3 separate regions of the Mus musculus genome follow, and all the other regions are linked to region 2. Evidence: chromatin loops called from intact Hi-C (ENCODE). Cell type or tissue: left cerebral cortex. All regions are shown on one strand. Each heading gives the region's core, and the rest is flanking DNA. Links, peaks and the distances in the headings are about the cores only.

Region 1 (8,352 bases), core at 158-8,157, 450 kb after region 2:
AAGTGATATTTTGACTTAATCTTTTCCATTTTGAATCCCCTTGATCTCCTTTGGTTGTCGAATTGCTCTGGCTAGGAGTTCAAGTACTATGTTGAATAGGTAGGGAGAAAGTGGGCAGCCTTGTCTAGTCCCTGATTTTAGTGGGATTGCTTCCAGCTTCTCACCATTTACTTTGATGTTGGCTACTGGTTTGCTGTAGATTGCTTTTATCATGTTTAGGTGTGGGCCTCGAATTCCTGATCTTTCCAAGACTTTTATCATGAATGGGTGTTGGATCTTGTCAAATGCTTTTTCTGCACCTAACGAGATGATCATGTGGTTTTTGTCTTTGAGTTTGTTTATATAATGGATTACATTGACGGATTTTCGTGTATTAAACCATCCCTGCATCCCTGGAATAAAACCTACTTGGTCAGGATGGATGATTGTTTTTAGTCCATTGATATTAAGGAAAAGTAATTGTTGCTTCGTAATATTTTTGTTGTTAAAGTTTGTATTCTGTTCTTGTGGCTGTCTTGTTTTAGGTTTGTTGAGGGATTACCTTCTTGCTTTTTCTAGGATTGGTTTCCATCCTTGTATTGTTTTTTTTTTTGTTATCCTTTGAATGGCTGGATTCATGGGAAGATAATGTGTGAATTTGGATCTGTCATGGAATACTTTTGTTTCTCCATCTAGGGTTATTGAAAGTTTGGCTGGGTATAGTATCCTGGGTTCGCATTTTTGTTCTCTTAGTGTCTGTATAACATCTGTCCAAGTTCTTCTTGCTTTCATAGTCTCTGGTGAAAAGACTGGTGTAATTCTGTTAGGCTTGCCTTTATATGTTACTTGACCCTTTTCCCTTACTGCTTTTAATATTCTATCTTTATTTAGTGCATTTGTTGTTCTGATTATTATGTGTCGGGAGGATATTCTTTTCTGGTCCAGTCTATTTGGGGTTCTGTAGGCTTCTTGTATGTTCATGGGCATCTCTTTCTTTATGTTTGGGAAGTTTTCTTCTATAATTTTGTTGAAGATATTTGCCGGTCCTTTGAGTTGAAAATCTTCATTCTCATCTACTCCTATTATCCGTAGGATTGATCTTCTCATTGTGTCCTGGATTTCCTGGATGTTTTGAGTTAGGATCTTTTTGCGTTTTGTAATTTCTTTGATTGTTGTGACGATGTTCTCTATGGAATCTTCTGCACCTGAGATTCTCACTTCCATCTCTTGTATTCTGTTGCTGATGCTGGCATCTATTGTTCCAGATTTCTTTCCTAAGGTTTCTATCTCCAGCGTTGCCTCACTTTGGGTTTTCTTTATTGTGTATACTTCCCTTTTTAGGTCTTGGATGGTTTTATTCAATTCCATCACTTGTTTTGTTGTGTTTTCCTGAAATTCTTGAAGGGATTTTTGTGTTTCCTCTTTAAGGTCTTCTACCAGTTTAGCAGTGTTCCCCTGTATTTCTTTGAGTGAGTTATTAAGGTGCTTTTTGATGTCCTCTACCATCATCATGAGGTATTCTTTTAGATCCAGGTCGAGCTTTTCGGGTTTGTTGGGGTGCCCTGGACTGGGCGAGGTGGGAGTACTGGGTCCTGGTGATGGTGAGTGGTTTTGGTTTCTGTTAGTAAGATTCTTACATTTACCTTTCACCCTCTGATAATCTCTGGAGTTAGTTGATTTAGTTGTCTCTGGTTAGAGCTTGTTCCTCAGGTGATTCTGTTTGCCTCTATCAGCAGACCTGAGAGACTCGATCTCTATTCTGAGTTTCAGTGGTTAGAGCACTCTCTGCAGACAAGCTCTCCTCTCACAGGGGAGGTGCACAGATATCTGGCATTAGGACCTCCCTCCTGGCCGAAGACGAAGGCCCAAAACAGGACCTGACCAGTGGCTGAGTCGTTTTGGCCTGTCCCAGAAGCTGTTAGCTTTTGTATTCTACACTCTCACCTGTGCAGAATATTCTCTGGGGGGGTCCCGGAACCAAGATGTCTGCCGCAGATGCTCAGGCAAAGCACTCCTGGGCCGGGCAGACTCCTATCCTCTGGCCGGTAAAGTGGCCGGATGTCCGGGGCCCGAAAAGAGGGGCTGCCTTAGAAGCTCTGTGGCTCCTGCCTGTCCCAGAAGCTATTAGCTTCTGTATTCTGTACACTCACCTGGCAGAATACTCTCGGCATGCTCCCGGAACCAAGATGTCTGCTGCCCATGCTCAGGCAATGTCCAGATTTGACTTCTTAATTTCTGTCTCATTTGTATATTCTCAAATGATTTCTAAACTTTCATTTTATTCATTGTGGATCTTATTATCTTTATCTTAATATTTTGGACAGGCCATCTTGTTGTGGTACACTTATTATAACTATTGTGTTAGAAGAACAGTACTTATTCATACTGTTGATCTTATTATCTTTATCTTAATATTTTGGACAGGCCATCTTGTTGTGGTACACTTATTATAACTATTGTGTTAGAAGAACAGTACTTATTCATACTATTGATTTTACTTAACTTAAAAGTCTAAATTGTATATTGCTATACTGCTTTCTTTTTCTCCTCTTTTAAGTGTTTGGGAAATCTTGTTGCTTTGATAACTTCTGGTAGACAGGTCTGTCTAAAAGCATTGGCGTGGAGGAAAGGCTTAGCCCCAGCCAACCTCTGGAGTACATCCTGTTTTGGGCAATGGCTCTTGTTTCTCAGAATATCTAGTGAAAAGATAAAACAGTTACTACTGTCTTTCCCCTATTTTTTTGACCCCACATGAACAAGGCATATCTCAAGGACAAGAGTCTTGTATCTTTTAAAACTTTTTATTACAGTACATTAATTTTTATATGTAAGAGGTTCTAAGAACAATTTGCCAGAGTCAGCTCGCTCCCTCCACCTTGTGGAACCCTGGAACCAAACTCTGAACACCAGGCTTGGCACCAGGTACCTTTACCCACTGAGTTACCTTACAGAAGCCACAATCTTGTATTGTGGCCTCATCCACACTTTACCCCTACAAAGCCAATCAGTGCAAGTCCAGAACTTGCAGAAAAATCCATCTTTCTTCAACACCACATGTAGGAATACAATGAATGGCCATAACCAGCATAAAGCTGAAGTTTCAGAAAAAATAAATGCCTACTCACGGTTGCATCCTGGCAAGTCACTAAAGTTCAGAAGCACTGGGAAGACAGGTGGTGAATGGAAGCATGGAGGATGAATGAGAAGTTGGTGATTCAGTACTACTTATGAGCTTATAACCTGAGGAATGATATCCTTAGACACCGATAAGACACCACAGTAGAAGAGGAACAGCAAAGCTGGAGGCAGCACACGTGCCTAGAGGAGCACTGGCTGCAAATCAATTAGACTGGAGGCTTCCACCGGGAGATTACCTTTGTGGTATAGTAGAAGACTGACTATCAGGGACAGCTTATTTAAAAGTAATGATGATTTTCTGCGAGAGTGTTGTTTTCTCAAATGACTGTTTGGATTTCCTAGCCAAAATCATGATTAATTCTGGAGTCCAAATGAAAGCAAGTATTAATGTGGAGCCAAATGACCTCACTTGGGTATGAAGAAAGCTGTAAGTAAGTCTGCTTAGCCTGATCCAGTCGTTCCTACTGCAGTGTCTAATTTAGAAAATGGATGTTCAATACAATCACTCCCCAATATAAAAGTGACTTGTATGTGACACAGAGACTGCAAGGGTCTCTGCTTGGATTAGAGCCTCATGCTAATGTGTTTTATTAAGTCTCCTAAACTTGTAAAATACATTTTATATCAGCTCACAAATATTCTAAGAAGAGCAGTCCCTTCATGGTGTGCTTTGAAATGAACCTTTCTGAGTATGTATACTCAGGGATTCATTGTATAGTACCAGATAGGTTGTTTGTTTGCTTCTTTGTTTATTAGTATGTCAATACTAATTTGTCAGTATGTTAATATGTCAAAATAAGTGAGAAAGCCAATTTTTAAAGAGATATAAATTTACAGCCCATGAAGAACATAGATGCTATCAGATAGGGCTCACTGGAGAGGAAAAGACGGCCTAGAATTACAAGGTAGCAAACTGGAGGTGGGAGGCATCCCTGGAAATAATACCGTTGTTACAGAAAGTTTGCTAGGTTAATAGCATGAAACTTTAACTTAGAAAAAACTAGTTAATGATGAAAATCGGGAGAGGTGGGTTTCATTTGTTAAGAAAAACAATAAAATGTGGGTTCCATACAGTTTGACTCCTCCTGAAAATTGCACATTACCTTGCCCTTAGCAACACCCCAGTGCATAATAATGCTAGCGTCAGCCAATGCATTTTGAAACTCACTCCGTAGTCTCCCTCAGATCGATGGTGTATTAATTTTAGTCTTTAAACTTCTTTAAATGCAAAAAAACTTTTAAGATGCATGACTATAAAAACAAAGAAAAAATTCAACATTTATCTTTCAAAGCTTTCTTTGGTCTCTGCCGTACTACCTTGAATGTGCCCAATCTCATCAACAAACCTCATTTCTTATTGAACAAGACCCCTGTCTAAGATTCTTTTCACTTACTGGAACATGTGTATAAATACATGGATATGGGAGAGAGTATACACAATGGAAAGTGATGATCTGGCAAACCTGTTCCACCATGCAAAAACGATTTTCCTTGGCCTGCATGGAGTAGGTACACAGAAAGGATAGGATGTGCTTTCTCTGACACATGTGCTGCCCCTTCTGAGACTTTAGCAGCATTAAAGGAATGAAGGACATAGAGTGCTCGAGTTGATTTAGATTCATCCTGTGGTTCTCACACTCAAATGCTGTTTTTTCTTTTGGGAGCTTGGAATTTGCTGCCAAGAATATAAATTACTTAACCACGGCAGGCACAAACCCAGAGCTTTAGCTCTTTCAGATTTGAAGGGAGAAAAACAGATGAGAGATTATGTTTCTTGCTCACAGTCAGCCTTACAGCTGACAGAGATATTAGAGCTTGTGGCAACAAGAGAAGAAAATGAAGGGATGAAACAAGGAACAAATGTAACAAAACACAACTAGACAGTCTTGGCATTTTGCATTCACTGTTATATGCTCATTAATTTCCATCTCTTCCCCATTACACTATGGCAAGATTTTGTTTTGCTTACTAAAGATTCAAATGCACTAAGAATATTTGAAAAAGCCACAAAAAGCCAGGTGGGGTGGCTTTTTCAAATATTCAAAGTTTTCAAAAATTCAAATATTTTTTTCAAATCCCAGCATTTGAGAGGTAGTGGCAAGAGGATCTATGAGTTAGGGGCTATCCTAGTCTACAGAGATAGTCTGGGATAAACAGAGAAATGCTTTCTTGACTTCCACCCCAGAATAAGAAAAAGAAGGAGGAGGAGAAAAAGGAGGAGGAAGACAGGGAGGTGGGGGAAGAAAGAGGAGGGAGGGAAGAAGGGAGGGAGGGATGGAGGGAGGGAGGGAAGGAGGGAGGGAGGAAGAAGAGGAGGAAGAGGAGGAGGGAAATAAGTTACAAGGAAATAATTTATTCTATATGTATTTAATATATAATACATAGGTTTTATATAAAATATATAAGTTATATGTATATAAACACACTACATATACATATATATTACATACACATATTTTGGATGAAGTTAATACTACTTAAGGTACTAATGCTCCTTAGGTAAATAATGCTCTCACCTTGACATAGACTGTCTAATAATAACCCTATTGCTGAGCATGGAACACCTCCTTCTAAGTTTTTGGTCAGAGTACTTCCAGTAGTCCTCTAAAGCATTATGGGCTATTGCCATGTCTCATGGTTGCATAGAAGAATTTGAAGGTAAGATCATATTGCTGCAGATACCACAGATTTGAGACATATAATTTAGAAGAATTAAGTTTGGAATTAACTTGGAAGCCTCTCCCATGAGAACTAGTTATCATAGTATGGGAAGGAGTGGCACAAGTTGCTAAGGAAGAAAAACAATCCATAGTCATACTCAGTCTTTTAGCTTATGAAAAATAACAATGGTCAGAATGGCAAGCTCATTTATCCATAGTGGGACTACAGTGACATGTACATCTCGAGGATAACCAACAATTGTCTGATTGGTCTTATGGACTGCCCAAGAGGAGGGCATTCATGCTCGATACTGTAAACAAAGCTATCTTAGAATTTCTATTTCTGTGATAAAACATCATGACCAAAAGCAATTTGAAGAGGAAAGGGCTTATATTATATTATACTTTCAGGTGACAGTTCACCACGAAGGGAAGTTAGGGCAGGAACTCAAGACTGGGACCTAGAGGCAGTGAATGAAGCAGAATCCATGGATGGATGCTGCTTACTGGCTTGCTTAGTCTACTTTTCTATATAACCCAAGATCATAACTCAAAGGATGGCACTTCCCAAAGTGAGCTGTGCTTCATACATCAATCATTAATCAAAAAGTAAGCCACAGACTTGCCTACGGGCTGATCATTGGGAACATTTTCACAATTAAAATTCCCTCTTCCCAACTATGTCTAAGTTTTTGTCAAGTTTATAAAAACCAACCAATGCACTATCCAAGCCTCTGTGACTAATGAGGTAAAAAACTTTGGAGGAGAACCCACCACTGCCATATTCCTAAACCAGTTTAATTTGTTACTGCATTCTAATTACTTAGACATAAACCCACAGGTAAGTGTAGCTCTCATCATCAAAGAAGTCTCTTTGACAGAGACAGTTATATAAATCTAAAACTGGTCAAAACGAAGAGAACAGCTGACTATGAGCTACCCAGTGCTAATGGAAACACCTACAACACAATTCTCACACCCAAGGCCTGCAGAGCATCATAGAAGAGAGGGGCAAAAGATCTTAAGAGCCAGAGGACTCTGTTCTGCAATAACATCTATATGTGATGGGGGAAGCTGTACCTATGAACTCTCAGAAATATAGTACCCTAAACAAGAGCTTTATAATATCTCTCACTCACTCCTGGCCTGACAAGCCTGCATGGCTCCACTTGGGGGTCATGGTATTTCCTCACCCGTGTCTTGGGTGTCAAGGGTATTTCCTCACCCTTTCTCATATAATGTCAACTTCATAGCACCAGTGCACATGCTAAGGTGGGTAGGGGAAATATCATAAAGATTCTACCCCAGATGAAGTGTTATGGGTAACTAATTACTACTGAGAGTGGAAGAATCCATTTTTTCCAGGGAAGAGCTGCTGAGATGTAGTCAATCCTAAACCAATGCACACAAAAGCAACACTGAATGGATGCAAAGGAAATAGTGGGACATGGGAGGAAGAGTTGTATGAAGGGGAGAAAAGGATGGAAACGATGTAAATACAGAGCTTATATATGAAACTTTAAAAGTAATTGAAAAAATCTTTTTAAAATCTTTCAGCTATAACTGGTCTCATGGCTTATTTTTCTAATTATAAGTAATACCTATTTAGGTTATACTTACTTGAAGAATATGCAATCTGAAAAGGAAAACAAAAGGACAGAAAAATGACATTTAATACCATTACAAAAATATTCTGATAACATTTCACACCTGTTTTTCCAAGTTTTCTTCAATGTGATCTTGTTCATTAAGAATAGGGTCATTTTATGAATGATATTTTGCTGTTGCCACTTCTTTCCTTTCCACAGCGATAATGACAGCTTCCATAAACTACTTAAGTAGCCACTTTATAACTGGCTTTTAAGTTGCTTCATAATTTAGCTACTGTATATTAGGTAGTTATCTGAATGAATACGAATCATAGAGTTATCTACAGTTTTAAAAAATAAGACGACAAAATAGTACATCTTGCTGACAAATACATCTTTTAATTATATAAAATTATCTTATTTTCAACAGTTCATAGGCATTTATATTATTTAGTAATGTGCCTTTATACCCACTTGGCAAGACTTTATTGAATGACCTATTGTGTGAATGGTTCTGGGTAGATCTGAGTAAGTGGGTTGTGGTGGTCTTGGTCTCATGTGGTTTAAATAATACTGTGTGCTGACAAGAGAGAGAGAGAGAGAGAGAGAGAGAGAGAGAGAGAGAGAGAGAGAGAGAGAGAGAGAGAGGAGAGAAGGGAGGGAAAGAGGGAAAGGCCAGGGAGGTGAAGGAGGATGAAAAGGAGAATTAAAGATTGAAGTAAACACAGATTTTTAACTCCAAAAATTCACTTAGCGATATCAGCCAAATTCTTTGACAGGCTGATAGTAAGTTTACCCTTGAATAATCCAAAACCAACAGTTATTTAAGAATTCAAATGGGATGGGAGAAGAAAATAAATGTGCAAAGATCCTGACCGTAAAAAGCACAGTCTGACTGGAGGCACCGGGGAAACACAGGGCCAAGAAGTGGGAGTGGGTGGGTAGGGGAGCGGGGGTGGGGTGAGGAGGGTATAGGGGACTTTCGG
Region 2 (8,352 bases), core at 171-8,170:
CATCTCCCTTGTGATGGAAAACATTAGCAAAGGTTCTCTCTGTGGGAAAGAGTCAACACATCAGGGACAGTTTGCTTTTAACATACTGAGCCATCTCTGACTCTGTGTCATTGTCATCTTTGCATATCCTGTCCAGCCTCTGGTATAATCCATGCATTTGTCCAAAATATTAGAAGTGGATGCTCTTGGCCAGATTTATAATAAGATGACACAACCCAAAGGACAGGCAGTTTTACATAGACAGTGTCACCTACCTACACCTCTGGATGGATACTATACAGAAAGGTAGGTGGCCCCTCCTTAGGGAGGTTTAACTTGTGTCTGGCTGAGTATGAGGTGGGCTGACCTGAAAGCCCAATTCTCATGCCACAGCCCATCCCAGTGCCTTTTCTCACGCCAGGCTCTCTTGCAAGCGGATCTACCGTGCTTTCTGCTGTATCCAAAGCTATGTTGCTTCAATCACCATTCTTGGTCCAACTGTACTGTGAGCTAGAGACACATTAATACAAAAGCTCTGAAACTCTGCTATTGACCTGACTCAGGAAGTAGCAGTCTGTAACCACATCCTGCAGAGGACTGTGCTGGCTGCAAGAGGTGCTTCGGGTATATGACATGTCCTCAGTAAATATCCATGACTGAATAAATAAGTGAATTCCTCCTTCAAAGAAACCCTGCTTGATTATGCTTTTCCTTTGAACAGTCCCTTCACTTCATGTTCGTCTTCAACCCTTAACTCTGTTCACAGGGTTCTGGACTACTGCGTGATGAGATTTAACCACTGTGTATCATCTTTAGCTTGTCTTGCTCTTTCGGTGTCATTCACATGGAAGGAAGCAAAGAAGGAAGATTCAGAAACAAACAAAAAGGCAAAGGAGAGCCCCCTGCTTGTCAGCTCAAAAGTCCAGGCTAAGAAAGTATCTGTGATTCTTTTCCTGAAATAGGTGCTGCTCCGTATTCCTTGATCACAAGTAAACCAGCATAGTACGGCACAAAAGAAGAGATAAAAACTGATGATCATCTCAGCACACACAGAAAATGCCAGGCAGGTTCAACATCCAAAAGATCACAGGAAATATTGCTTTCACTGGGGTGGCTGAAGCCATGCCCGGTCCAAAGTGAGGCTTCTAAAAAGTGAGGGTTCTACAAAGTGAGGGCTCTAGGAAGCAAGGTTCCCACAAGGCTTGCTTCTGTTCATGGCATACCAGAAGTAATGGACCAGAAAAAGAAATAAGTCTCTTGAATTGGAAGGAGAAAAGAAATATCCTTGTTTATGTAAAAAAAAAAAAACCCTAAACCCTCATCATCAACAACAAAACAGTATAAAAATAAAAAATAAATGAAATAAAGTGGCCAAGTACAAAATTGGGAGTATGAAAACCAGGGTATTTCTGTGTATGAACCATGAGCCATTCAAAAGAAAGCTTAGGAGAAGAATCCTATTCATAACAGTAAAACAAGCAAGACAGACAGACAGCAAGCAGGCCATCAAGCAAGCCATCAAGCCATCAAGCAAGCCATCAAGCAAGCAAGCAAGCAAGCAAGCAAGCAAGCAAAAACCAATAAATATGGGGAGGCAAGAAGGCTCAGCAGAGTTTCTTACTAAGAAAGAAGGAAAAAGAAACCAACTCTACACCCAAATTCTTGTCTGATCTCTACTTGTTTGCCACAACAGAAGACCTGGCCTATAATAATAAAAAATTAAGATTAAATCAAGTCCCAGCTGGGTGTCCTAGTTAGAGTTACTATTGTTGTGATGCAATTCCATGACACAAACCAAGTGAGAAAGGAAAGGATGTATCTGGCTTTTGCTTACACATCACTGTTTATCACTGAAGGAAGTCGGAGCAGGAACTCAAACAGGGCAAGAGCCTCGAAGCAGGAGCTGATGCAGAGGTCATGACGGAGTGCTGCTTACTTACTGACCTTTTCCTCATGGCTGGCTCAGCCTGCTTTCATACAGAGCCCAGTACCACTAGCCCAGGGATGGTACCACACACAATGGGCCAAGCTCCATCAATCACTAATTAAGAAAATGTTCAGCAGCTGGATCTAATAAAGGACTTTTCTTAATTGAGGTTTCCTCCTTTGAGATGTTGCTAGCTTGTGTCAACTTGATATAATACTATCCAGTACATTGGACATGCTGGCTCATACCTACAATTAATTCCAGCATTTGGGAGCTGAGGCAGGAGGCCTGTGAGTTCCAGGTTCGCCAAAGGTACACAGTGAGACCTTGTCTCAAAACAACTTCTGTTCTTCAGAATAGTTCAGTAAAAATTTCCAATAAATGAGACAATGGGGGGGAGGGGGAGCTGGTATTAGGGGCAGGATAAGCTTCATGGTAAAATACTTCACTAGTCTGTGTGAGGCCCTGGCATTTGATCCCCAGTACCCTCTTTGGTCTGTAAAAGAGCAATTTCTATCCATCAGCATTAGTAGTAAGTAGTATTTCTCAAACCACTTACTTAAACCACTAGCTTTTCCTATGAACCAACTTGTTTTCTTCACTCCATTGTCACATCTGGATTTTGTTCTTTGCCTCATTCTACTGGTTCCTGGGGATTTTATTTTATTTGCTTACATGGATCCCACGTCACCTTCCAATTTACTAATCTGTAGCATTTCGTTTTCAAAGTCCTCTTCTACCAGAATCACTCAATGAGCTGTTTTCAGGATTCAGGAGTATTCATGGCAGTTTCCTTGCAGCTCATATGTGGAAAGGTACTGACTAGTGACAAAGACATTCATCTAGCTACATCTTGTCCATCTCGGTGACAGGACCAGGCTTAACTCTTTTTTTTTTTTAGATTTATTTATTTATTATATGTAAGTACACTGTCTTCAAACACTCCAGAAGAAGGCATCAAATCTCATTACGGATGGTTGTGAGCCACCATGTGGTTGCTGGGATTTGAACTCAGGACTGTTCAGAAGAGCAGTCAGTGCTCTTAACCGCTGAGCCATCTCTCCAGCCCCCAGCCTTAACTCTTGAAGCTTACAGAAAAGACATTCAAGGACCATATCACTTTTTAGGAATGTAAGCTTGCATTTGTTGTTGTTGTTAGCCTGAAAATATAGGAATCCTTAAGAGAAACAGTAGCTCATAAGCCTAAACCCAGGCTAGAATTGGTCTCAAGATATAAAAACAGATGCAGTAACTTTCCCCTTAAACTGGGGTGTCCCTTCTGGTCAGGTTGTAGGCTATGGCTTGAGTTGTCTTTGTCCAGCAATGTAGTCAAGAAACATCATTTGTCTTTCAGATCTTGCCATGAGAACTCAGGCTGTAGATTTTAATATTTGTCTGGTATAGTCATTTTGGTTTTGAAACAAAATAGAAGTAAATAATAATCTAACCATTTGATCTTTCAGAATAGAATTAATTCTGTGTCTGCTTCATAGAACCATTCATAAAGAGTTTAGGTTTTAAGTACACCGACAGTGGAATAAAACAGGGGAAAAGACCTGTCACTGCAGGGTTCTATCTCCCAGCATTCTAGTTACACTACGGGGTTTTAGTCTACTTTTAGAATGGTTAGAGACAGACAACATTCAACAGAACCAATATAAATCTTTAACTGGGCTAGTAGTTTGGAATCATTGGCATGGTTGGTGTTTTATTTAAACGTTTGAACAGTGATCATCTGAGGTGAAGTGCTTTTTTTTTTCTTCTCCTCCTCCTCCTCCTTCTCCTCCTCCTCTTCCTCCCCCCCTCCCCCCATCCTCCTCCTCCTCCTTCTCCTCCTCCTCCTCCTCCTTCTCCTCCTCCTCCTCCTCCTCCTCCTTCTTCTTCTTCTTCTCCATAGTTCACTTTGGACCAGGTTAAGTTTCAGGATAAAGAGGCTTACTTGACCACTCTGCTAAAGCACACTTTAGTGTCCACACAGTAATAATAAACACTGTCCAAGTGAGTCATGAAAAAGTAATCTTGTCATGAAGTTTTTAAACAAGACACATTTTAAACAAGTTGGTTTGTTTCTGGCCACAGTCCCACTGGGCCTTTTGTGTGGCTTTGGCTCGTTTTAGTCACAAATTAGACAGACCTATACTAAGTATCAGCTTATTCCTAAATATCTGAATTTTTTGTTTTTCTGTTAATAACTTTGACTTCTACCTTGTTAATAATATATCTATTATTATTTTCCTTTAATATTGATCCCATCAAAGAGAAAACTAACATTTGGATTCAAAGGTTTGTTTCTAAGTCAAATGTCCACTAGGTGGAACTATTGTCTCAAACGAATGAGACTAGAAAACCTATTTCCAACTTTCCCTGTTGTTAGGGCATAAAATCTAAAGGGTGATTTCCTTCTCTTTCCCTGGTATTTTTTTTTTTTTAATATAAGCAACATTAGCACTTTGAATGCATGCCATCTGACAGCTGATATTCAGAACTGCACCGCCGTGAAGACTTCAACTAAGATGGTCCAATGCTCAGTCCTCCTGGGCACTATTCTCTTTCTTAGGCTTAATAATAACAAGTAAAAATATTTTGCTTAAAAATTTGCCTTAAAACTAGAATTTTGGAAGACTTCCTTAATAAACCAGTAATTAAAACCTCACAGACATGTAAATATATAAAAATACAAAGTACCAACCAAAAAGTTGAGGAAGCCCTCAAAACTGGAAACATGCCCACAAAGAGCAAGTTCTAGTGTCTGTCCCACATGTCTGTCAAATTTGCACAAACTACCCCTGTGCATTAATTCACACACTCTTACCCAGCACACACAAGTTTACTTAAACCACTTACTTTACTTAATGCAAATAGCACATAGCAAAGTTGGAGAGCACATTTTGTTCTTATTTGAAGTTTCTGTCCTAAATATGAAAATCTCTCCTTACTAAAATTTAACATGCTTTGCAGTAAATTAAATTGAAATACTTACAATTTTTAACATTTTATTAGATATTTTCTTTATTTATATCTCAAATGTTATCCCCTTTCCTAGTTTCCCCTCCAAAACCCCCTATCCTATCTCCCCTCCTCCTGCTCACCAACACACCCATTCCCACTTCCCTGTCCTGGCATTCCCCTACATTGGGACTTCGAGCCTTCATAGGACCAAGGGCCTCTGATCCCATTGAATTTTTAACATTTTTAAAAGCTCTTATATTTGAAGAAAATATTAATTTTTAAAGTTTTGAGATATAGTCTCCTTTACATTTACAGTCAAAATAATTTACCCAATAATTTAAGAATCTTAAAAACTAACAGAAATTCTCTAGTTTCCCTTTAAATCACTTTTCGAAATGGAATTTTGAACATCAGATTTTGATTTGTTTTATATACAAAAACCAAAGTAGTGGACACTCAGTAAATTTCTCTATCCAATCTGTTTTTTTTTTTTCCACTCTGTGGTTTTGAAAGCCTATAAATTCATGTTCTAGGTTGGATGTTGGTCTCCCAAGAACACGTTGCTGTAAATGCAGACAGCAGGCCCTGGGTGAGAGTCCCCAGCACCAAGAACATGAAGCATGTAGCCCTCTGCCACAGCAGACAGAGTACAACACTCACTTTCTCACCCATCCAGCTACTTCACCATTTATTGACCATTTCTATACAATTATTTATAGCTTTAGAAAAACACTCAACATTTCTATGTCTTTATTTTTAGTATGCTACCATATCTTTCTAAATTCTCAAAATTCTAACTTTCAAATATGGGGAAGAAAATCTCGGACTTTTTATTGTATTTTAAAACAAATCCAAGCCCCTAGGTCTGAGACTCATGGCTTTCTTCTATACAGCTCCAACTTATATTCTGAGATGTACTACATATATAATGCTGCACTGAAATACCTACTCATCATACCCAAAATACTTTTTTTTTTGATATTTTCTTTTCACTGATATTTTTCTTCTACTACAAAATATCTTCCAGCTTTTTCACATATTTAAGATAAATCTTCCCTAATCTTTCCTCTTTTTGGTTTCCCTTTTTAATCTCTCTCTCTCTTTTTCTCTTTCTGTCTGCTTGTTAGTCTTTCTCCTTTTGTTTCTTTGTCTTGTCTATTTATCATATCTATCTATCTATCTATCTATCTATCTATCTATCTATCTATCTTTTTTCTTTCTTTCTCTCTCTCTCTCTCTTTATCTTCCCATCCGTCCATTTATCACATCACCCCACATCACATCGTATCTGTCTGTCCATCCATCCATCTATCCACCCATATATCATAGCATATTATATCATATCATATCACATCACATCACATCACACCATGTATCATCTATCATCTTTCTATTCATTCATGCATCCATCTATTTATCATAGATCTGAATATCTGAGATAAGGTCTTGAATCACAGAATACCAAATTCTTGGTATGTACCATGTAGCCAATACTGGCCTGAAATCTTCATCCTACTAAATGCTGGCCTTTCAGTGACACATCACCTTAATTGGCTAGATCTCACCTTCTTGATAAGGGTCAAGTCAATTTCTAATCAGGAACAAATGGTCTAGTCTTTATCTTTTGACTGCTTTGAGTTATCTTTCAGGTCACTTATTGGTTCTACTCAGTTGGTTCATTTTCAACTTGACACAAACTAGAGTCACCTAGGAAGAGGGAAACTCAGTTGAAGAATGACTTCCATCAGATTGGACTCTGAGCTATCTCTGGGAATTTTTAAAATTAAACATAGCATGACGGCCAGCCAACTGGAGGTGGTGTTGGGCTATATAAAGAAGCATAATGAGCAATCCATGAGGAGAAGGCCAATTAACAGCACTTTTCATGCTTCTGCATCAGTTCCTGTCTCCAGGTTCCTTCCTGTAGTCCTACCCTGACTTCTTTGATGGTGGACTGTGACATGATGGATATGTAACCACATGACTCCTTTTCTTCCCAAGTTGCTTTTGGTCATGGTGTCAATCACAACAACAGAAAAAAAAATGGAGTAACATTTGCAAATGTTTTGTTTTCTGATAATCCATTTTCCACACTGAAGGAAACAAGAGCTTGATAAATACTAATCTAATTATTCCTTTTTTGAACAGATGAATTACTCTCATGATTTGAAGGACCAAGTCCAAATACCTTCAGATGGTTCTTAAGAGTGAGCATACTATGACCACTACCCATTACCTTCAGCCATTTTCAGCTCAATATTCCTGTGCCTTTAGCTTGACTTTCCTCAACTTACAATGGACTTTGGCACCCTTGGGTCTTTACATATATTCTCACAACCACCTTCAATCTCACTCCTTAATGCCAAGCATGACTAAGTTCCCATTCACCACACTTCTGAGCCTGCACATCTTCCACAGCTACTAGTATTGCATCTTTGTCCAAAATCTATCCTGTATCCTTCCAGAAGCATCCCACACTTTATGGACAGTATTTAACTGGTTTTACCCATTTCCTCCCCTGTGTGCTAATAAATTACTTTGCAGAGACTATTTCATGTTCAGCAATTATCAAACTGTTCTGTACCCAGCAAAAAATAGCATATGTTTAAAAAGTCTGTGGGGATATAATATTAATATATATACATAGGCACATGTATATCATATGTAATAAATATTTTAAGTAATCAAATTTATTAGCTTTTTGGAGAAAAGGAATTCCATGGTTGTTTAGATGGTTTTATACTGTGTTGTTGTAAACCAATTATGATATTGTATAAGCAAGTCAGTAATAAGTCACATGTGTAGACTAATTTTATCACATTTTGTTTTTGCGAGTACACAGACGGTATATTTATACTGGTTGTCATATCTTGACATTTAGGTCATCCTCATGTAACCAACAGTGATTTCTAGAAGTGATAGAGTAGATGCATTGTCCCAGAGAAGATCTGTGCATTAGCGCATGTGCATTAACCTATAACGCTTACACTAAGAACGTTATTTCTCATTGGTTATACGGAACTCCTGGAAAAGTCACTTTACTCCCTTCTGAACTACCCTCATTGTTCACAAGTTGAAGTTGTCATTGTGGTTCAGCTTAGAGATATACATCAAATGGAACATGTTTTAACTATCCTAAATAAATAACCACATAATAAAAAATCAATAAACTGCAGTTGTGCTTACTTACTGAAAATGTCTATCCTAACCTGGGCCAGAGCTAGGCAGAGGGTCATCCTCTTCCACTTCCACTAGACCAAGAGAGACCCAAGTGAGGTAAGGTAGTACTTTAAAATATTTCCCACCTCAGCAGTAGATTCCCTATCTAGCATGTGTAGAGTTACTTGTCACTCATACTCCCGTGTGTGCTGTCCCTTACACCCTGTTGCTGTTCCTGACCACTCCCTTCCCACAGACTGTGAGACATCCTTTGCCAGCCCCTCATGTTACCATTTCTGTGACACCATGGGAATTTTTAAAAATATATATATTTGGTG
Region 3 (8,352 bases), core at 201-8,200, 460 kb after region 2:
GCTATCTTATTGCTGTAACTATTCCTTTTTGTATAATTATTAGGAGTAATAAGAGCACTGATCAATCTTTTCATAAACCTCTTTCTCATTTCTTTTTCTAAAACAAGCATTTGAACTAAGATTGCTAAGGCTTCTCATGTTAACTATTTCTTTATTATTAGAAAAACAAAAAACCAGAAATCAATATTTAAAGATACAGTTCCTTCCTGGCATAGTAGAAGACGGTTGTAATCTAAATATATGGGAGTCTAAGGCAGGAGAATTGCTAGTTGGAGACGAAGAGAGTTCAAGACCAGCCTGAACTACATGTATAGCCCTTCCTCAAAACAAATAAAATGAAACAACCAAGCAAATAAATACTAAACAAAAAAAAAAAAAAAACAGAGTCCCTTCTGATAGCCGTGTATTCTACAGATTGTTATCAGAGCAAAGGATTCTTCGTGTAGCACTAGGGAAATTCATCACACAGGAATGGCTGCTGCCATACCAGCCACTGGGGTAAGCTGTGTGAAAAAAACAGATAGAAACTTGCCTGCTTTCAAATTTGTGGTACTTTACTTTTGGCCTAACTCAGCTGTACTGGCTAGTTCTGTGTCAACTTGACACAGCTGGGGTTATCACAGAGAAAGGAGCTTCAGTTGAGGAAATGCCTCCATGAGATCCAACTCTAAGGCATTTTCTCAATTAGTGATCAAGGAGGAAAGGCCCCTTGTGGGTGGGACCATCTCTGGGCTGGTAGTCTTGGGTTCTATAAGAGAGCAGGCTGAGCAAGCCAGGGGAGGCAAGCCAGTAAAGAACATCCCTCCATGGCCTCTGCATTGGCTCCTGCTTTCTGACCTGCTTGAGTTCCAGTCCTGACTTCCTTGGTGATGAACAGCAGTATGGAAGTGTAAGCCCAATAAACCCTTTCCTCCCCAACTTGCTTCTTGGTCATGATGTTTGTGCAGGAATAGAAACCCTGACCAAGACATCAGCCAAAAACCTCTGGCCTAATGGAAAGACCTGAGCCTGTCTGGAATCCGAGGATCTACCTGCCTAGCTCACTTTGATGCTAGAGTGATTCAGCACGACCTGCTTAAGCCTGCCTTTGCCTAGCTACTTCTGATGTAGAATAACTTCATTAGCTCTGTCTGTCACCCCATACCTTCTATTACCGTTCTCCGTCTCTTAAGTCATCTCAACCCCCCAAAAATCTCCACGTCCTCCCTCAACCCTGTATGAGCAAGAGGCTGGTTTAATTAAACAAGTCCCTGTTTGACAAGACTCCTGGCTTGGTGTGTTTCTTTTCTGCCTTCGACACTCGATATCCTGCTCAGCCCCAGACATACCCAGCTGGAATGGCTTCTCTCCTCTACCATGAACCTGCAGGCAAAGAGCCAACACTTTGCTAAGAAAAATTGACGTGATTTTTTTTAAAAAAAATACATATAAAGGCCCCCAGGAGACAGTTATATCAGGCTTCTGTCAGCAGGCTCTTGTTGGCATCTGCCATAGTGTCTGGGTTTGGTGGTTGTTTATGGGATGGATCCCCAAGTGGGACAGTTTCTGTATGGTTGCTCCTTCAGACTCTGCTCTGAACTTTGTCTCTGTAACTCTTCCCATGGGTATTTTGTTCCCCATTCTAAGAAGGATTCTGAGCTTCTGTGCTAATATCCACTTATCAGTGAGTGCATATCATGTGTATTCTTTTGTGATTGGGTTACCTCACTCAGGATGATATGCCCCAGAAGTGGATGCTCACAATTATCCATTGGACCGAGCACAAGGTCCCCAATGAAGGAGCTAGAGAAAGTATCCAAGGAGCTAAAGGGGTCTGAAGCCCCATAGGAGGAACATCAATATGAACTAACCAGTACCCCAAGAACTCCTTGGAACTCAACCAATCAAAGAAAACACATGGTGAAACTTGTGGCTCTAGCTCTATATGTAGCAGAGGATGGCCTAGTTGGTCATCAATGGGAGGAGAGGCCCTAGGTCCTGGGAAGGTTCTATGCCCCAGTATAGGGGAAGATCAGAACTAGGAATGAGAGTGGGTGGGTTGGGGAGCAGGAAAAGAGGGGAGGGGATAGGGTTTTTTTGGAGGGGAAACTAGGAAAGGGGATAACATTTGAAATGTAAATAAAGAAAATATCTAATAAATACATATAAAAAGGAGCTGAAGAGTTGTCCCAGTGGGTAGAGTACATACAGTTTTGGCAGAAGACCTGGGGTTGGCTCCTATTACTCATGTCAGGAAGCTCAAAACTGCCTACTAACTCCATTTCCAGGGCACCTGAGCTGCTTTGCTGGTCTGCACAGCAACCAACCTGTAAGCACATGGTGCACATGCAGATATTCAGACACAGCAAATAAAATAATACATCTCTTTTAAAAATTAAAGAAGAAACACTGCAATGCAATTCATCAAATTGTGACTGGACTCCTGCACTATGGCACACACTTGAGTTTCATTAGGCCAAAGATGTGTCTTCTTAGAGTGCTGGCTTTAACTTCTAGGATACCTGGATCAGATGAGTCTGACGAGCAAGCAAACTGGCTGTGAAATTCTTTTGGTAGCAGTCCCAGAAATGACTTTTAACAGACAGGACAGATAGTTTGACAACAAAAATGTAAAAGAACTAAACTCATTTGAAATGATGTTTGCACATATCCTGTAAGTACCAGACGTGAAGACATTATTGCTATCAAAGAACATCATCTCTGATGATGCTTGATCTCGGGAGAACTGCAGTTTGCACCATTGGATCTGATGGCTATTTTACTACACCAGGAAATCAAGTCACCCTCACCTACTCTGTGCTGGGCATTGGCTTCTTGAGAATTCTGCCAAGACTTCACAAGCAGAGATACCAACTGTAATGTGGGCCCAGGACTATGACATCTCTCCCATTTTCTGTATACCAGAGATAGGTTGGCTATTCTAACAGAGTATGTTTTATATTGGAACAAATTTTAACAGAAAAATCTATTGGTGTCTTCTAGATTTCTCAATCCCTTAGTGAGCCACAGCTACACTGGATTTAAATTTGTTCCCCACACAGAACTCTGGCCACATGAGTTTTGTGTCTCATACACAAGCAGCCCAACTAGTCATGAGAAGGCTATCACCCCAGGGCCTGCTGAAGAGGGCTGGAGCTTATTTCCAAACCTAGTCAGCATTCAATGGTTTGCAGTAAAGCTCTGAAACTCATCCCTTCTGTATTTCTGAGAACGAGAAGTGTTGTGAAATGCTGCCCTCTGGATATGGCATGCATGTTTCACACATGGTTTCCAGAAGCTTCGGTTTCCTACACAAGACCTGAACAGTATCAAGCCAGTAAAAAAAAATCCCAGTCAGTCTGTTCTAGGCGTGAAGGATGTACCGATGTAGTCTGTTCTAGCAGTAGATGATGCACCCGTGCAGTGTGTTCAGGAGAGCAGGATGCCACCAGGGCAGTCTATTTTAGCAGTCAAGCATGCGCCAATGTAGTCTGTTCTCAGAGTGAAAGATATCTGTTAGAGATCTCTCTCTCTCTCTCCCTCTCTCCCTCTCTCCCTCTCTCTCTCTCTCTCTCTCTCTCTCTCTCTCTCTCTCTCTCTCTCTCTCTCTCAAACCTCCTTCCAGAAAACTCTGGCAGGAAAACCTACAAGCTACTCATTCACTTTTGTTTTGGGCCTTTCACAGTCTCAAATTGTCAGATATTGTCTGAAAAACTTTGAACACGAACTAAGCCAGAAAATTAGGGCTTTGGAAGGAGACACCAGATGAAGGAACAGAGTCAAGAAAATATGGCTATGTTCCCCAGGAAACAGCCAGCAAACTTGTAAGAGCCAGGTAGGTGAACTTTGCCAATGCAAATGATCCTCTTAAGCTGCAAGCTCAAATACCAAATTTTAAGCAGATACATTGAGTGAAAAATGGCTCTAATAAGCTGAATAACAATGATACCTCACACAAACATAATGCCAGACATTTTTTAATTGTACTCACATGGACATTTCTCTGTGCTGTCAGGACACGTGTAAACAGGACACAACGTTATTGTAGCATTTTCCCTGATTCTGATTCATGTAACCTACACACAGAAGACTAAGGGCTTTCTTGGACCCACATGCCTTTTGACAATTAGGCTGCTGAAAGTAGGGACCCCAGGAAATTAAAATTTCCCTGGGAATTTTATGCTAGCAGTCAAAGGGAAGACTTAATTCCCTGAAGAGATTCCCACAGTTTTAACAACTTGACAGATCCCTGTTCAAGAAAAAACTGAACAGGTGATGGTTGGGGCCTCACTTTGACTGAGACAGCTTAGCCATGTACACCTCTTGCCCTCTCCTTAAATCTAAATCTCATGTTGTGATCCCCAAGATGGCCTTGTTGGGCCATTGGAGCCTTTTGCTCTACTTCCCACTATAGCCACATTGACTTCAGTGTTTCAGTATTACATTTCTGTTGTACTGGCCTAGTGAAGATGTGTGGCCAAGCCTGGCTTGTCAAGGCTTTAAGACACAGCACGAATTCTTATGGCTCTAGCAGCAGTAATTCTCTTCTGGGATGTAAATAATTTTGTTGGTTCATCTAGAAAGACATAGTGGGCCCTCACCCAGTGTCTTGAGTTCTCCCACAAGCACCTAGAGCAGTGGTTTTCAACTTTCCTAATGTGATGATGACCCTTTAATATGGTTCCTGATGTTGGGGTAAATCTCAACCATAAAATTAATTTTTTTCTGCTACTTCATAACTGTAACTTTGCTACTCTTATGAACTGTAATGTAAATAGTTCTGGAAATAAAGGATTCTTAAAGGAGTTGTGACCCACAGGTTGAGAACCACTGACCTAAGATACTCAAAATAACCCAGCAGAGTGGGGAGATCACAGGTTAGGTGAGACTCAAAGGATCTCCTTCTATGGCTATGTATAAATTTAATCCAAAACATCACATTTTCTAGCTGCCAGACTGGAGAGATGGCTCAGTGGTTAAGAGCACTGGTTGCTCTTCCAGGGGATCAGGGTTCAATTCCCAGCACACACATGTCAACTTCCAGTTCCAGCATATTTGACACCCTCACACAAAAGACATAAGGGCAGGCAAAGCACCAATGTACATAAAATAAAAATAAAATCCTAATTTTAAAAACATATTTTTTTTTCTAGCAGCCACAGTAGGTTTCAGTTGTCAGGGAGCTGGGAAGGAAACAGTAAAATGAGAAACAGAAAGTCAAGGAGTAATGAAATGTTTGGAGGATACCTCCATTTGGCCCCAGAGTTGACCTCATGTCAGGCAATTAGGTTTGACAATTGACTTTGTACAATTGTTGTTTTTAAATGGAAACCATTTAATGTTCCCACATTGTTTGGATGTTGGTTTTCTTTCTGTTCTCCTATCCAAACTAGCCGGTAAGAAATAAAGACCGAGTGATCAATGTATTTTAGCTGAAATTTAAAATTACATAAGAAATAATGATAAAATTAATAATTTACAAAAATTGTCTGTGAAATTTAAGAACTGTACCAAGAAGAGAGGTGTCTCACAGCAGGAAATTAAAATTTTAAATGTAAAGGTTGTGTCCAAGCTGAAACTGCTAACTACTGGGAAACTAATTCCCCAGTTCCTGGCCTCGGGCTTTAATACTTTCCTTTGCTTTATCTCCCCTCTTTGTTCTTTCCTGAGCAATAGCACATTAAGAGAAGCACTTGCTATGACCACCTCAGAGATGGGCAGTGGTTTAGAGTGACTTGGATGATCGGTTTCTGAGTCCACATGAGCCCAGAAGTAGGCTCTGTTGCAGTCAAAGACCTTGGCACATTGAGGTTGAAAGCCGTGTTTTGTTTTGTTTTGTTTTATTTTGTTTTGTTTTGTTTTGTTTTACTTTCTCTCTCTCTCTCTCTCTCTCTCTCTCTCTCTCTCTCTCTCTCTCTCTCTCTCTCTCTCTGTGTGTGTGTGTGTGTGTATGAGAGAGAGCCCTTGTACTTTGCTAGCTACATGCACATGAGAAACCAAGTAACACAGGATTTGGAGCAAGAGTCTAGCCTTAAATTCTAGAATTATTTATTCTCACATGGGAAGAACCCCAGTTCTCTCTTCACTTGATGATAGTTCTTTTACTCAAGATCCTCAGATGGATTTAAATGTCTTTCTACTAAAAGGCTGAATGGCAGAGGCTTTTTCTTACATTTTATGAAGGTCAGCTGAAAGTGCAGCCTGCTGTGGGTCCTGTTCTGTACGTAAACTCTGTAATTAAGAGGTAAGCTTCATGTTGTCCTTTTACAGCAGAGAATCAACAGACAAGAATGATACAATGTCACAAGAGACTTAAAAAATAAAAAGCGTAACCACTCAGAGTCTACAGAAACATTTCAGAATAATAATTACTGAAAGCATCATTTCAGAATCCTTGACTTGTCCTAAATTTCATTTTCTTAGAAATACACTGAATTTTTCTCAACTTACAGAGGATATAAATCACATTTTACACAAACAGCCATCTAACTTTTATTTTAAAAGTAAATGACAAGTTTCAAAGTGAAGTGCAAAACATTTTTTAAGGTGTATTCCTTAGGTGAAAATTTCCCCAAATGTGTTTAATCACCAGACAAGCACTATTTAGAGTCTACAGTTAAGACAATATCTAAGCATCTTTATTAAACAGTCTTCTTATAATTCTTATAACCTTAGCAAGGTTAGCACCACTAAATCTATGGATCAGAGTTTGGTACAGAAACCTAGCAAAGGGTTCTAAGGTTTGCATTGTAAAAAGCTGAGTCCCTGAGAAACATCCACGCCCTCAGCGTACAAAAGATCCCGCAAAAACCTTGGATCACAGTAACACAGAAGACCCACATGGATACATATGATAGTTCTACAACAGTGAAAGAGGACAATGGTGAGCCTCTTACAAGTTTGAGGGGTAGTGCTAGTGGCCACCAGTAGATATAATGTAGCTAGCCTGCCAAAGGTCATATTCTATGTCTTCAACTTGTAAAACCTTCGAGCAAACGACTTCAAATCTTTTAATTTCCCTCACCTGGTAAAACTTTTATTTGTAAAAAGATTCTCTCTCTCTCTCTCTCTCTCTCTCTCTCTCTCTCTCTCTCTCTCCCTCCCTCCCTCCCTCCCTCCCTCCCTCCCTCCCTCCCTCCCTCCCTCCCTCCCTCCCTCTCTCTCTCTCTCTCTCTCTCTCTCTCTCTCTCTCTCTCTCTCTCTCTCTCTCTCTCTCTCTCTCTCCCTCCCTCTCACACATACACATACATGTGCACATGACATGCACACACACTTCATGTCAAGAACTTGATGGCCTGGAGAGGCCAGCCCCTTCCCCCTTTTCTTCATTTTCTTTGTGTCAATTCTTTTAAAACTAGCCACTCTCAAAAGACTATGAGGTTGGCCACAGCTGATGAGAAAAAGACACTGTCACTATCTGTATTAGAATAAAAAACAGGTGAATTTACTACCTGTGTGCTCAAATCCAAAGTATTGGAAAATCTTATGGACAGTATTTCATTATAGTGGGCTTACTTGCATAAAAAATTAAATAAAACTTATTGATGCTGGCTTCTTGTAGCAGTATTTACTAACTATATGAGTTAATGAGGTAAAGGAAATCTAAGGGGTAGTTTCCATGTTCTTACATAATGTAATTCGATAAAATGCAAACTTTTGTCACACAAAAATTTGTGTACATTAGTAAACACACTCATTTAAAAAGTATGTGAAGAACAAAATCTTTAATATAACTTCTATAATATTTTTTCAGAATTATTTAACCTATTATATTCTATATCTATAAAACAAGTATGCTTTATATTACATTAAAGATTTTTCAATATAAATATGAAGTCTAATGATGCAATGAATATAAATACTCTACATTTTATGTTGCCTTTTTGTGAACAATACTGTTTAATTATGATAATTTGATAATGTATAGGTGTATCAAATTAGATATTAAGACATCCAATCCTTTTTTTATAATGGCTTTTATAAAATTCTCTCTCTCCTCCTCCTCTCTTTCTTCTTTCTTTCCTTGGAGACATTGGTGTTTTGCTTACAGGTATATCTGAGTGAGAGTATTGGAGGCCCTGGAACTGGAGTTGTAGACAGTTGTGAACTGCTGTCTGGTTGCTGAGAATTGAACCTGGGTCTCTGGAAGAGCAGCCACTGCTGCTCTCAACCACTGAGCCATCTCTCCGGCCCCAAGGCATCGGCATCCAGTCTTATAAAATTATTTACACCCAACTGAAATAATGTCGAGTTAAACTGTGTTATATAAATTGCAAAAAGAACCTATCTTACCATTGTCATAAATAGCAGATGGGAACTAATCAAGTCATATATTTCATAGAGAGCAAAGACCAGAAATTATGCTAAAGTGTC

The links. Peaks named below come from ENCODE experiments on the same cell type or tissue, not always from the same donor. Only the 100,000 strongest peaks of a DNase experiment are listed, where the experiment ranks them.
Region 1: a loop joins it to region 2, with 2.2 times the contacts of the local background. A loop is called at or near these places in 2 of 42 quality-filtered maps.
Region 3: it touches region 2 in a loop (2.8-fold over the local background); 2 of 42 quality-filtered maps call a loop at or near these places.

The regions. Positions count from the first base shown.
Region 1 is chr6:66,097,068-66,105,419 of GRCm38, forward strand. No RefSeq gene overlaps it. Among named protein-coding and RNA genes, the nearest start is that of Gm23625, 110 kb to the left of the region's middle. In left cerebral cortex, for the core only: no CTCF peak of the experiment used is centred there; a DNase peak (open chromatin) is centred at 4,804.
Region 2 is chr6:65,647,369-65,655,720 of GRCm38, forward strand. No RefSeq gene overlaps it. Among named protein-coding and RNA genes, the nearest start is that of Gm36144, 20 kb to the right of the region's middle. In left cerebral cortex, for the core only: a CTCF peak has its summit at 4,197 (motif pointing right); a DNase peak (open chromatin) is centred at 4,220.
Region 3 is chr6:66,111,183-66,119,534 of GRCm38, forward strand. No RefSeq gene overlaps it. Among named protein-coding and RNA genes, the nearest start is that of Gm23625, 130 kb to the left of the region's middle. In left cerebral cortex, for the core only: no CTCF peak of the experiment used is centred there; a DNase peak (open chromatin) is centred at 3,219.